2 separate regions of the Homo sapiens genome follow, and region 1 is linked to region 2. Evidence: read pairs that join two places in POLR2A ChIA-PET (ENCODE). Cell type or tissue: Panc1. All regions are shown on one strand. Links, peaks and the distances in the headings refer to the core of each region. The heading gives the core; the rest is flanking DNA.

Region 1 (5,374 bases), core at 127-5,126, 73 kb before region 2:
AACAAGAAATGTAAGATGTCTGTATAGGAACTACCCTTTACTTATTACCCTGGAAGCAGAACCCAGTTAGGTGAACTGGTTGGGCAAGTCATCATTTATGTTAGATTCTATAACCTAAGATTGGGCAGAGGACAAATGTGCTTTTAGCATTGTACAGCCAAAATTACATTAGCAGAGAGAATTGTCAGGAACTCTGAAGGTAATGAGATTTTACCTTACTTGCAAGATAAGTTAGTGAGTAGAAAAAACACAAAGTTTTTCACATTCTTGCACTCAATGACAATCAACACAGAAGAATTCAGTGGAAAAATGTTGCATTTTTTTATTCCCATGCACCAAGCAAGCAATCAATTCTGCATCAGACACCAGCTGGGTGTCTTCCAATTCAATTCTGACACTGTCTAACTGGAGATAACATCAGATCCCACAGGTTGAGGGCTCAGTCCCAAAAGACCATCCCACCCTACTTCAGGCACTAGTAGAAAGTCTGGTAAATGTAAATTAGTGTTTATCTGCATTCTGTGAGCCAGTCTAGCAGGTTAATTGAACCCAAAGAGGGGACCTTGGAAACCCCAACTTCTGACCAATTGGCTTCAAGTTGGGGGTTCCCAAGACCTCCTCTTTGGGTTCAATTAATCTGCTAGAATGGTTCACAGAACTCAGAGGAACACTTACTTACATTTACCAGTTTATTATAAAGAATATTTCAAAGGATACAGATGAAGAAATGTGTAGGGTAAGGTATGGGGAAAGGGATGGAGAGCTTCCATGCCCTACCTGGGGTGCACCATCCTGCAGGAACCTCTGTGTGTTTGTCTATCTGGAAGTTTTCCAGGAACTAGGAGAGGAACTCTGTTCTTATGGGTTTTTACAGGGGCTTCATTACATAAGCATGATTGCCTAAACCACTGGTCATTGGTGATCAACTTAACCTTCAGCACCTCCCCACTTCCTGGAGTCCCAACACTCTAATCCTGCCTTGGTCTTTCTGATGACCAGCTTCTCTCTTGAAGCTATATAGGAGCTCTCAGCCATCAGCCAATTCATTAGCATACAAGAAGACATCACTTGGAAGAGTCCAAGGAATTTAGGAGTTGTATGCCAGGAAATGGTGTCAAAGACCAAATATATATTTTACAACATCACAATTAGCCTGCCACAATTTCATGGACATTGGCAGAGGACAAAAGACTCCTAGGTCAGAGACAAAGAACTTTATTACTCACAGAAATAGCAATAGCCCAAGTATCAACATTTTCTTGTGCTAGTTTCTTGAGCCCTGACTCCCACATGGTGATGGAAAAGCCAGGTGACATCTGCACACTCAGTGGACGTGTTGCAGGAGAGGAGCTCTGAGCTTTGAGAACCTGGATCTTTTATGTTGGGCAGTAAGCAAACCTAGCCTTTGCTCTAGAGGGAGACATTCTCTTTACCTTCCAAGGCTGTTCACTATACAGTGATTCTTTTTAAGATTGTTCTGAACAAAGGCAGCCAGTCCCTCTGCTCACAAGACATGCAGAAACATGAAAGACCCATAAGGACAGGAATATTTTATGTCAACCCAATGACATAATTTTCTTCCCATGCACCAATGAGGGCTTCTGCAGATTGTCTTTTGCAGTATAAAATGTGACTCGTTTACTTTAGATGCTCTGGAACAGTTGAAGAAAACAAGAAATAAGGCAGACTGCAACACAGACTAGAAGGTCATGCTATCCCTTCTCTAGCCAACAGTGGAAAATGACAGGGGAAGTAAGCCACGCCTGGGGCTGTAAACATACCAGACAAGAAGAAACTCAATTCTGGAACGAGGGTAGAGGGCTGATGGAGACTTCATAAAGGGAGAAGCTGAGAGAAGATGGCCTTCAGGGAGACAGGAGTGAAAGGAGATACAGTGTTTTTACTGGGGGCCAATGCCCAATTTTTCACTTAATTCTGTTTATTTTGAGTTTTATCACTGGAAACAGAAAGTTCATTGAATCATCTCCAGGATTCTAAGAACAAGGGGTCATATGGGCAGGAAAGAGCTCTCCCCACCGCATGCTCCATGCAAACACCTTCAGGTAGGAGGTAGGGGGATGAATCTCCTGCAGGGAGGCAGTGGTTGTGATTCTCTTGGTATTTATTCCCCCTTTTCTTCAAAAGGATGGAGAAAGACAGAGAAGTGCAGAGACAGTGCCACAAAGAGAAGGAGCTGCTAAGTCACACCTGGCTTGAAGGGGGCTTTCTTGGCTCCCATATTGTTGCTGCACACCTAGGATTCAGCCTAGATCCAGTTACTTGCTGCACAGAAAGCCAATCACTGAAACAATCAGTATTGCCAGGGAAGAAAGGCTTTGTTGTGGGTGACACCAGCCAGAAGATGGGAGACAAGTCTCAAATCCATCTCCCTAAGTGACTATTGTCAGGGGTTCATTTAAACAGGAGCTGATAACAGGCAGCAGGTGGCCTCACCACCTGGATACAATTATCTGGAAAGCTTTAGCTCCCTGACACTACCTGGAAAGCCTGATGGTCAGCTTCCTGAAAAAGGAAATCGGACAAATGTAAATTTCTCAAGCTTGAAGACTGGGAGGGTCAACTTCTACATTTATTCAAAAAACCCACAAACATCAGTTCTATGGGAAAATTGGGCCAGTTTCAACAGATGGGCCAGTTTCTGCGGACAGCAGCATCTGAGTCAAACACCAGGATAGGGCTCAGCAAAGCACAAGAGTGGATGACAAATTTGCTTCTTGACATGATAATTCACAGGTAGCTGCAAACTCCTGCAAGAGCCTCACACATCCTCTTACTGGGAATCTGAAGGCCAGTTCTGGACCTGTTGAGTAGGAAGAGGAACATTTGGAGATGCCCACCCAAGATTCCAGACTTGAGAGACATGCTAGCCTCTGCAGCCTATGTTTTCAGAAAGCAGCAGCATGGAGGCAGGGGTGTGGACCACCCTGTCCCTGTCTGGCCCTGGGACTTAGAACCCCTGCCCTTGGCGGTAGGCATGTTCTTCCATGTGAGACATTATATAACATTCACCAAGGCCCAGTGGCCTCAGCTCCATGGGATCGGAGAGGCCAGGGAGCTGTGAGTCACACTTGCCTCAGAGCTGGGTGGGGCTCTCCCACTCAGCGGCAGGCAGCGTGCATTCCCATTCTGTTGTAAGCAGTGCAGCATGCCCAGTCACACTGCTTCCCAATAATCTTTCATAACAAACATCCAGGGCGTTTCAAGCAGTGCCAAGTGGGCTCTGAAGTGGAAACAGGGAACCTGCTCTGAAGCATAGCAGCTCTGCCACCTTCCCACTCTCGGGGCACTGCAGGGGGTGGTGGGGGGTTAGTAAATGGATGAACACCCTTAATTGCCTTGCCTGTGGGCCAAATGTGGTTAGTGAGAAATAAGCTCCTCAAATACAACATGCTGGAGCTGGATTTCACAATCAGCTGTGATATGGACATGAGTCCAGAGAGGAGTGGTAGGGCAGGGCCGGCAGTGGTGCAGGCACAGGCGTGGCCTTGGCTGCCCACTGGACTTCAGGACAGCCCTCCAGCCAGCAGCATCATGGGGGCAGGGGGATCAGCCCATGCACTTTGGCAGTTAGTTTGAGGAGTTTCTGAGTCAGCGTACTAAGAACATTTTATTTAGTGTCACCGTGTCCGAGGTCAATGGACTTTCATGGTTATCTCATCTTACATCCCTCTTTCGTGGTTGGAGAGACTGAGGTCTGGGCAGACAATTTAATAAAAATAATTCAGTCACAGCTGTCTTTCTTTGGGACTATCCCCATTTAACAGATGGAGAATGAGGCTTGCTGCAAACCTGCCGGTCAGTGAGGGGCAGAGCTGCGACCTCAACCATCAGCCTATGGAAAACAGATATCTGCCCAGTTCCTGGGATCTGTGCTTGTCTCAGTCCATGTTCCTATAAAGGAATACCTGAAACTGGGTAATTTATAAAGAAAAGAGGTTGATTTGGCTCATGGTTCTGCAGGCTGTACAGGAAGCATGGTGCCAGCATCTGTTTCTGGTGTGGCCTTAGGAAGCTTCCACTCAGAGGGGAAGGTGAAGGGGGAGCCGACATTTGCAGAGATCACAGAGCAAGAGAGCAAGAAAGGAGAGGTGCCAGGCTCTTTTCAGCGACCACTTCTCACAGGAACTAAGAGTGAGAATCACACCAAGCCACACGTGGGGTATCCACAGCCATGACCCAGATACCTCCCGTCAGGCACCACTCCCAACGCTGGGATCCAACTTGAACATGAGACTTGGCAGGGCCACAGGAGTGCTCCTGAAACAAATGTGACATAGCTGGGCACCCGTTACAGGCTGAGCACTGCTTTAGGCACTCAGGTGACGGTGGAAAGTAAGATGGAAAGATCCCTGTTCTCACAATTTCCGCAGAAGTTACAAGGAGATTTGGTTCCTGGGTGCCAAGGCTTGGCAGTGTTCGAGGATACCCCACAAGGTGCCATCTGTAGGTAAGGCAACAGTAATTCCCTTGAGGACTCAAATTTACAGAGATCCCAAACAGCATACATTTGAGAGACATTTTCTCCAGACAAAGAGGATGAGAAGGAGAATATCCCACCCAGAGATCATACTCAGAACTTAGGAAACAGTTCTTCTCATGTTATTGTATTTAGATGGTTAACATTCTTTGTTCTTTCTCGTTTTTCATCTACAGTGTCATTCTCATCAAGGGAGCATCTTTCTCCTCATTAAAATAGGAGGGGAGATATTCAGAAAGATATTTAATTTTACAGTGCAGGGAAACAAATACTATTTATTTATTAGTATAATTAGGACAAGAGACAAAACATATCTCAGATGTCTTTGAGCCTTTTATTGCTGCAGATATTGTCTTTCAAAACATCTGAAAATTAAGCCATGAAGCAGCATTTACATTCCCCCAATTACCAATGGGATGAGTTTCCCTGGGAAGGAGAGGGGAGTGGGGAGCTGCTGCAGCTGGATCATATGCACTTTATTCATTAGGCAGTAATAAGAAATTTACCATTTTCCATAAAGGGGCTATTTCAGATCCCACCAATCAATGAGCCAGGTGGGAAATTCTGCACCCGTATTTGCATGAGGGAGCAGAGTCACACCTCAAATATTTAAGCTAAAACTCTTTAATAACAGCATAAAAGCAGAGCAGGTGTTAAATTACTGCAGGATTTGTGTTGTCATCCCAGCCCAAATGTGGATGCTCCTGAATGACTGTGACATTTCTGCCACGGGGAACTGGGTGACCCAGTCCTGCTAAGTCTGGCTGGGCAGGCTCTGGGGCCAAGGTGATTGAGGACTATGCATAAGAAAAGAGAAGTGCACAAGAAAAATCCCATTCTTGAGGAATGAAAGCTGACGGTCATGCCTCTGGCTGC
Region 2 (5,374 bases), core at 279-5,278:
GCCTTCCCTTCTTGGGCAGTAGAAGGAGTTGGCTGGTGCTCAGCCTACAATACAGCTTAACAGGAAAGATCAGGCCAGGCCCCAAGGGCACCAACTTCCCGGAATCTGCTGTGATCCTCTCCTCCAAATGCCTGCACCTGTCTGTGATGTCCACGTGGCCTAGCTCCCTAGTAGCACGTCTAACCAGAGACCAACCCTGCCAGAGAGAGGAAGCTGGGGTCCCCAACTCTGAGCTACCCCATCCTGCAGAGGTGCCGTAGCACAGCTCTGGTTATCCGGAACAAAGACATTTCTCCCCACAGCCCTGGAAGACCTGGTGGGATTGGTGGAGTAATGTTTTGATCAGGCTCTGGGGGTAGACAGCAGGATCCTAGAATTGTGGAAGGTGGCCTAATTTCACTCCAGTGTTGCTCAAAGAGCCTCTAGAAATAATTTATTCTACCTGCTGCCCACAGGCAGGTGTGAGCAGCCCTCCCTCCCCACAGCTGATGGGGCCTCTCCAATTGTAAAGAGATTCTGGGAAGAAGCTGCTTTCTGCTTCCTTGAGAGTAAGTCTCCCTCCACACATTCCACCCCATCTCCCACTTTCCACGTTTCCCTCTGGATCTCTTTCTCTGCATTGCATCAGACAGGCGAAGCCAGATGCCAGAAACCAGTGTGGGGCGGGATGGAAAGAACCATGCATGGCAGGGAGCAGGCACGACTCGTCCACAAAAAAGCCTTATTTGTGGATCGTCAGGGGAGACCAAGGTCAGCGCCCTGCTTGGTTCAAGACTAATTCAAATGCAGCTTTTCATTATTTTTTTTAAAAAGCCTTCTATTGAATTAATAAGACATTATTAAACCTACTGATAAAATTAAATTAACATAAGCATCATTGTTCACAAACCTAGTTTTGAATTCATGAGTTATTGATCTTCACTTGCAAAGAGGGTAAGATTTTCTTGGCCTAGTCTATTTGTAAATGAACAACTCTTCACCCACAGGCCTGGCCTTGCTGGGTTGAAGGAAAAGAAAGTCGCTAAGAGACAGTCTTCCAATGGGGCCTCTCCAGACCACCCTGCTTCAAGTTTTATTTTGAGCACTCCCCTGCTCCTGCACTAGGGTTCTTTGGTTCACTCCTGTAGCTCAAATGCCCAGATTAGTGCCTGGGACATAAAAGGCACTCAATAAATATTCTTTATTTTCATAAATGGAGTCTCGCTCTGTCCCCCAGGCTGGAGTGCAGTGGTGTGATCTCAGCTCACTGCAACCTCCGCCTTCCAGGTTCGAATGATCCTCCTGCCTCAGCCTCCTGAGTAGCTGGGACTACAGGCATGCACCACTATGCCTGGCTAATTTTTGTATTTTTAGTAGAGACGAGGTTTCACCACGTTGGCCAGGCTGGTCTCGAACTCCTGGCCTCAAGTGATCCTCCCCCTTGGCCTCCCAAAGTGTTGGGATTACAGGCGTGAGCCACTGCGCCCAGGAATATTCAATTTCTTTCTTTTTTTTTTTTTTTTTTTTTGGAGATGCATTACAGTGGTACGATCTGCCTCCCAAGTTCAAGCAATTCTCCTACCTCAGCTTCCTGAGTAGCTGGGATTACAAGGGCGTGCCACCACACTCAACTAATTGTTGTATTTTTAGTAGAGGCGGGGTTTTGGCATGTTGGCCAGACTGGTCTCGAATGATCTGCCCCCTCGGCCTCCCACAGTGTTGGAATTACAGACATGTCTTTTTTTTCTTTTTTTTGAGACAGAGTTTTGCTCTTGTTGCCCAGGCTGGAGTGCAATGGCACGATCTCAGCTCACCGCAACCTCCACCTCCCAGGTTCAAGCGATTCTCCTGCCTCAGCCTCCCGAGTAGCTGGGATTACAGGCATGTGCCACCACACCCAGCTAATTTTGTATTTTTAGTAGAGACAGGGTTTCTCCATGTTGGTCAGGCTGGTATCCAGCTCCCAACCTCAGGTGATCCGCCCACCTTGGCCTCCCAAAGTGTTGGGATTACAGGCGTGAGCCACCACTTCCGGCCTCTGCAATATTCTTAAATGAATGAATGAGCAACTCTTGGAAAAATATTCTGTCTCCTAATTATGCAAATGAGGACACTGAGAGAGGAAGCAATGCCAAATGACACGCAGCTAGAGTCAAGCCTGGGACCCGCTGTCCTGGCACCCAGTCCGGCGCTCTTTGTGCTATGCTAGCAGGGTTCTCCAGCTTCGTAGAGCCAGAAGTCAGCCTGCTCTTCCCTGCACTCCCTGGTGCGCCTCTCCCATCACATCACCATGGTTGATAACACCCCAGCGCCAGGCACCTCTCAGGAGATCTAAGGAGTGAGAAGATGCCCTGTGTGCTCTCAAGACAGGGGCCTGCCTACCTGGGGGGCGGATAATGCATGTTCAAGGCTTCCCCTGAGCACATTTCTCCAAAGCGACACGCTTCCAACAAGGCTTTCAAAGGCGACGCATCAATCCAGTAATTGTTACGCCCATAATGAAAAATCCACAGAGGAGACAGAGTGACACAAAGACCACAAAGCCTAGAGAAGATTGCCAAGGGGTAGTTGACCCAGGTGGTGAGGTCCTGGGGCTGTCACCAGGCCTGTGCCCCCTGATGTTAGAGCCTGGTGAAGCTGTGGCTGAAAGTGGCCACCACTGCCTACTTCTCAGCTCCGTTCTCCTCCCAAATGCACAAGGCATCTGCCCTTCACCTTCTGTCCCTGCTCTGTCCTATCCCAGTCTAGCAGGCACGAGCAGTTCTGTGACCTTCCTGGGCAGCTGAGCTTCCTGGGTGGAAATGAACCCATTTCTGCGCCCCAGACAGTTTCCTCCTGCAGGGTCCTAAAAATTCATGCTGTTGGCCGGGCACTGTGGCTCACGCCTGTGATCCCAGCACTTTGGGAGGCTGAGGTGGGCAAAGCACCTGAGGTCAGGAGATCGAGACCAGCCTGGCCAATATGGCGAAACCCTGTCTCTACTAAAAATATAAAAATTAAGTGGCAGGCGCCTGTAATCCCAGCTACGCAGGAGGCTGAGGCTAGAAAATTGCTTGAACCCAGGAGACGGAGGTTGCAGTGAGCCGAGATCGCACCATTATACTCCAGCCTGGGCAACAAGAGTGAAACTCCGTCTTTAAAAAAAAAAAAAAAAAATTTATCCTGTTGAGCACAGGGCTGATCTCCTTGCTCCAGTACCATAGCGTGCTGCTGTCACACGGCTGCTTCGTGGTTGTTATGGGTTTCTGTTTCTTCACTAGCTTGGAAAATACTTAGGGGGAGATTTCTAAAAATTCTAATTGAGTCGCAACCTAAATACCTCTGTGTTCCCACCCCTGCGGTGGGCATGGAGAGCAGCTGCTGGCCTTGCCCAGGAGCTGAGGACGCCCCAGGCAGGATGAGGGAGCTGACCCGTGTCCACTGAGAAGCAGAAAGGAAGCAGGGAGCGTGGTGTAAGCTGCAGCAATCAGGGAAGCCTCCCCGGGAGCAGCAGGCTGCGGCAAAGCTCTGACTATGTCCTGTGGCAGGGCTCAAACTGCTGGCTTTAAATGAAAGCCGAGGCTCTGCTGAAGGGCAGCAGCCCCACCCCCTGTGTAGAGGAGCAAGAAATCAGCTCTACACAGGGTCTGCTAGGTCCCTGGCCTGGTGTCACCAAGCCCAGTGCTGTGACTGGTTTCCAGCACCTGAGTTGGAGACACTGGTGGAGCTCCGCCTGACCCCTAGAGAAAGACAGAGACAGAAAGACAGGTGGGGAGTGGGGCCGGGCCTGACCTGAAGCTGGACACTGAATCGCTAGGCCTGGGGAGGGGAGGTCTGAGGAGCCCCCGATCTCCCGTGGAGCAGCCTGGAGCACCCCTGCCTCGGCTTCCCAGAGGGAAGACCGGACTCACTGTGGGCTGAGGAAAGGTGTGTTGAGTACACGGTTGAAAGTGTGGGAATAAACGTATGTATGTTGAGATGTCCTTGTGATTCAGCTATCAATCTACATATTTCAGTTAGAAGCACTTAAAATTATATCCGTTCCTGACATGCTGCATCCCTTGCAGGTTTATTTATTTATTATTTATTTATTTATTTATTTTTTGAGACTGAGTCATGCTCTGTCACCTAGGCTGGAGTGCAGTGGCATGATCTCGGCTCACTGCAACCTCTGCCTCCCGGATTCAAGCGATTCTCCTGTCTCAGCCTGCCAAGTAGTTAGGACTACAAGCATGCGCCACCAGACCCGGCTAATTTTTGTATTTTTAGTAAAGACAGGGTTTCACCATGTCAGCCAGGCTGGTCTCGAACTCCTGACCTCAGGTGATCTGCCCCGCCTCGGCCTCCCAAAATGCTGGGATTACAGGCATCAGCCACCACGCCTGGCTCAGGGTTTATTTTATTTAAAAACAGACAGTCCAAGCTGGGGTGTGCTGATGCCTCCCTAGTGCCTCCTATTGCCTGCAACATTGGTCAAAGCATCTGGTGGAGGCTTGGCTGCTGATGTCCGTGGTGGGGCTGCCATGCCACTGTGACCGAAGCAAGCCCATCCTGCACCGAGACCTTCTGTAACAGCCTTCTGGGAAACCCGTTTGGTAAGGTGGGGCTGCTCCCACCAAGGAGGGAGGAACCAAGTAAGACATCTCTGCTCAGGGGAATGTAATAGTCGTATTTTGACAGCAACACAAATACTGTAGGATGTTTGATTTGAAATATTTTACAGTTCACCAACTATTTTCCTAAAACTTATCATTTATTCGTGACAAGCAACTGTGGGACCAGTAGAGAAGAGATGATTGACCCCATTTTACAGATGAGGACACATAGTGTTAGAGAGATTGTGTCCAGTAAAAGTGGAACTAAACCCAAGGTGTTTTGTTTTTTTTTTTTTTTTGACAGCATCTTGTTCTGTCACCCAGTCTGGACTACAGTAGTGGATCATGGCTCACTGCAGCCTCAACCTCCTGACCTCCTGGGCTCAAGCAAACCTCCCACTTCAGCCTTCTGAGTAGCTGGGACTCAGGCACGCACCACCTTTATTTGTTTATTGATTTAGTAGAGATGAGGTCTCACTATGTTGCCCAGGCTGGTCTTGAACTCCTGGTTCAAAGGATCCACTAACCTCGGCCTCCCAAAGTACTGGGATTACAGACATGCAACACGGCGCCCAGCCCCAAGGTGTTGGCCCTTAGCACTGCCTGGGGTTGAGCTGGCCCTGCAGGGCACACAGACACGTTTGGGACACACCTATGCCTTCAAACAGCAGTCTCAGGGAAGACCTCACTAGACAGATATCAATAAAGACAGGATTCCATCTGTCAACTCGTTTGAGAACTGGTGGCTTTGGCCCAGTGTTTCAGCCATTCCCAGCTGGCGTGGGGTGCACTGTCCCCTGAAAGGCTGGATCCTTGGGTGG

What was found. ChIA-PET counts read pairs that join two places held together with the same protein. Peaks named below come from ENCODE experiments on the same cell type or tissue, not always from the same donor. Only the 100,000 strongest peaks of a DNase experiment are listed, where the experiment ranks them.
Region 1: POLR2A ChIA-PET joins it to region 2 with 8 read pairs; 2 of 35 experiments call an interaction of 5 or more read pairs at or near these places.

The regions. Positions count from the first base shown.
Region 1 is chr19:29,097,146-29,102,519 of GRCh38, reverse strand. No RefSeq gene overlaps it. Among named protein-coding and RNA genes, the nearest start is that of LINC01532, 97 kb to the right of the region's middle. In Panc1, for the core only: no CTCF peak of the experiment used is centred there; DNase peaks (open chromatin) are centred at 3,149 and 3,401; H3K27me3 peaks cover 590 bases.
Region 2 is chr19:29,024,708-29,030,081 of GRCh38, reverse strand. No RefSeq gene overlaps it. Among named protein-coding and RNA genes, the nearest start is that of LINC01532, 25 kb to the right of the region's middle. In Panc1, for the core only: no CTCF peak of the experiment used is centred there; no DNase peak of the experiment used is centred there.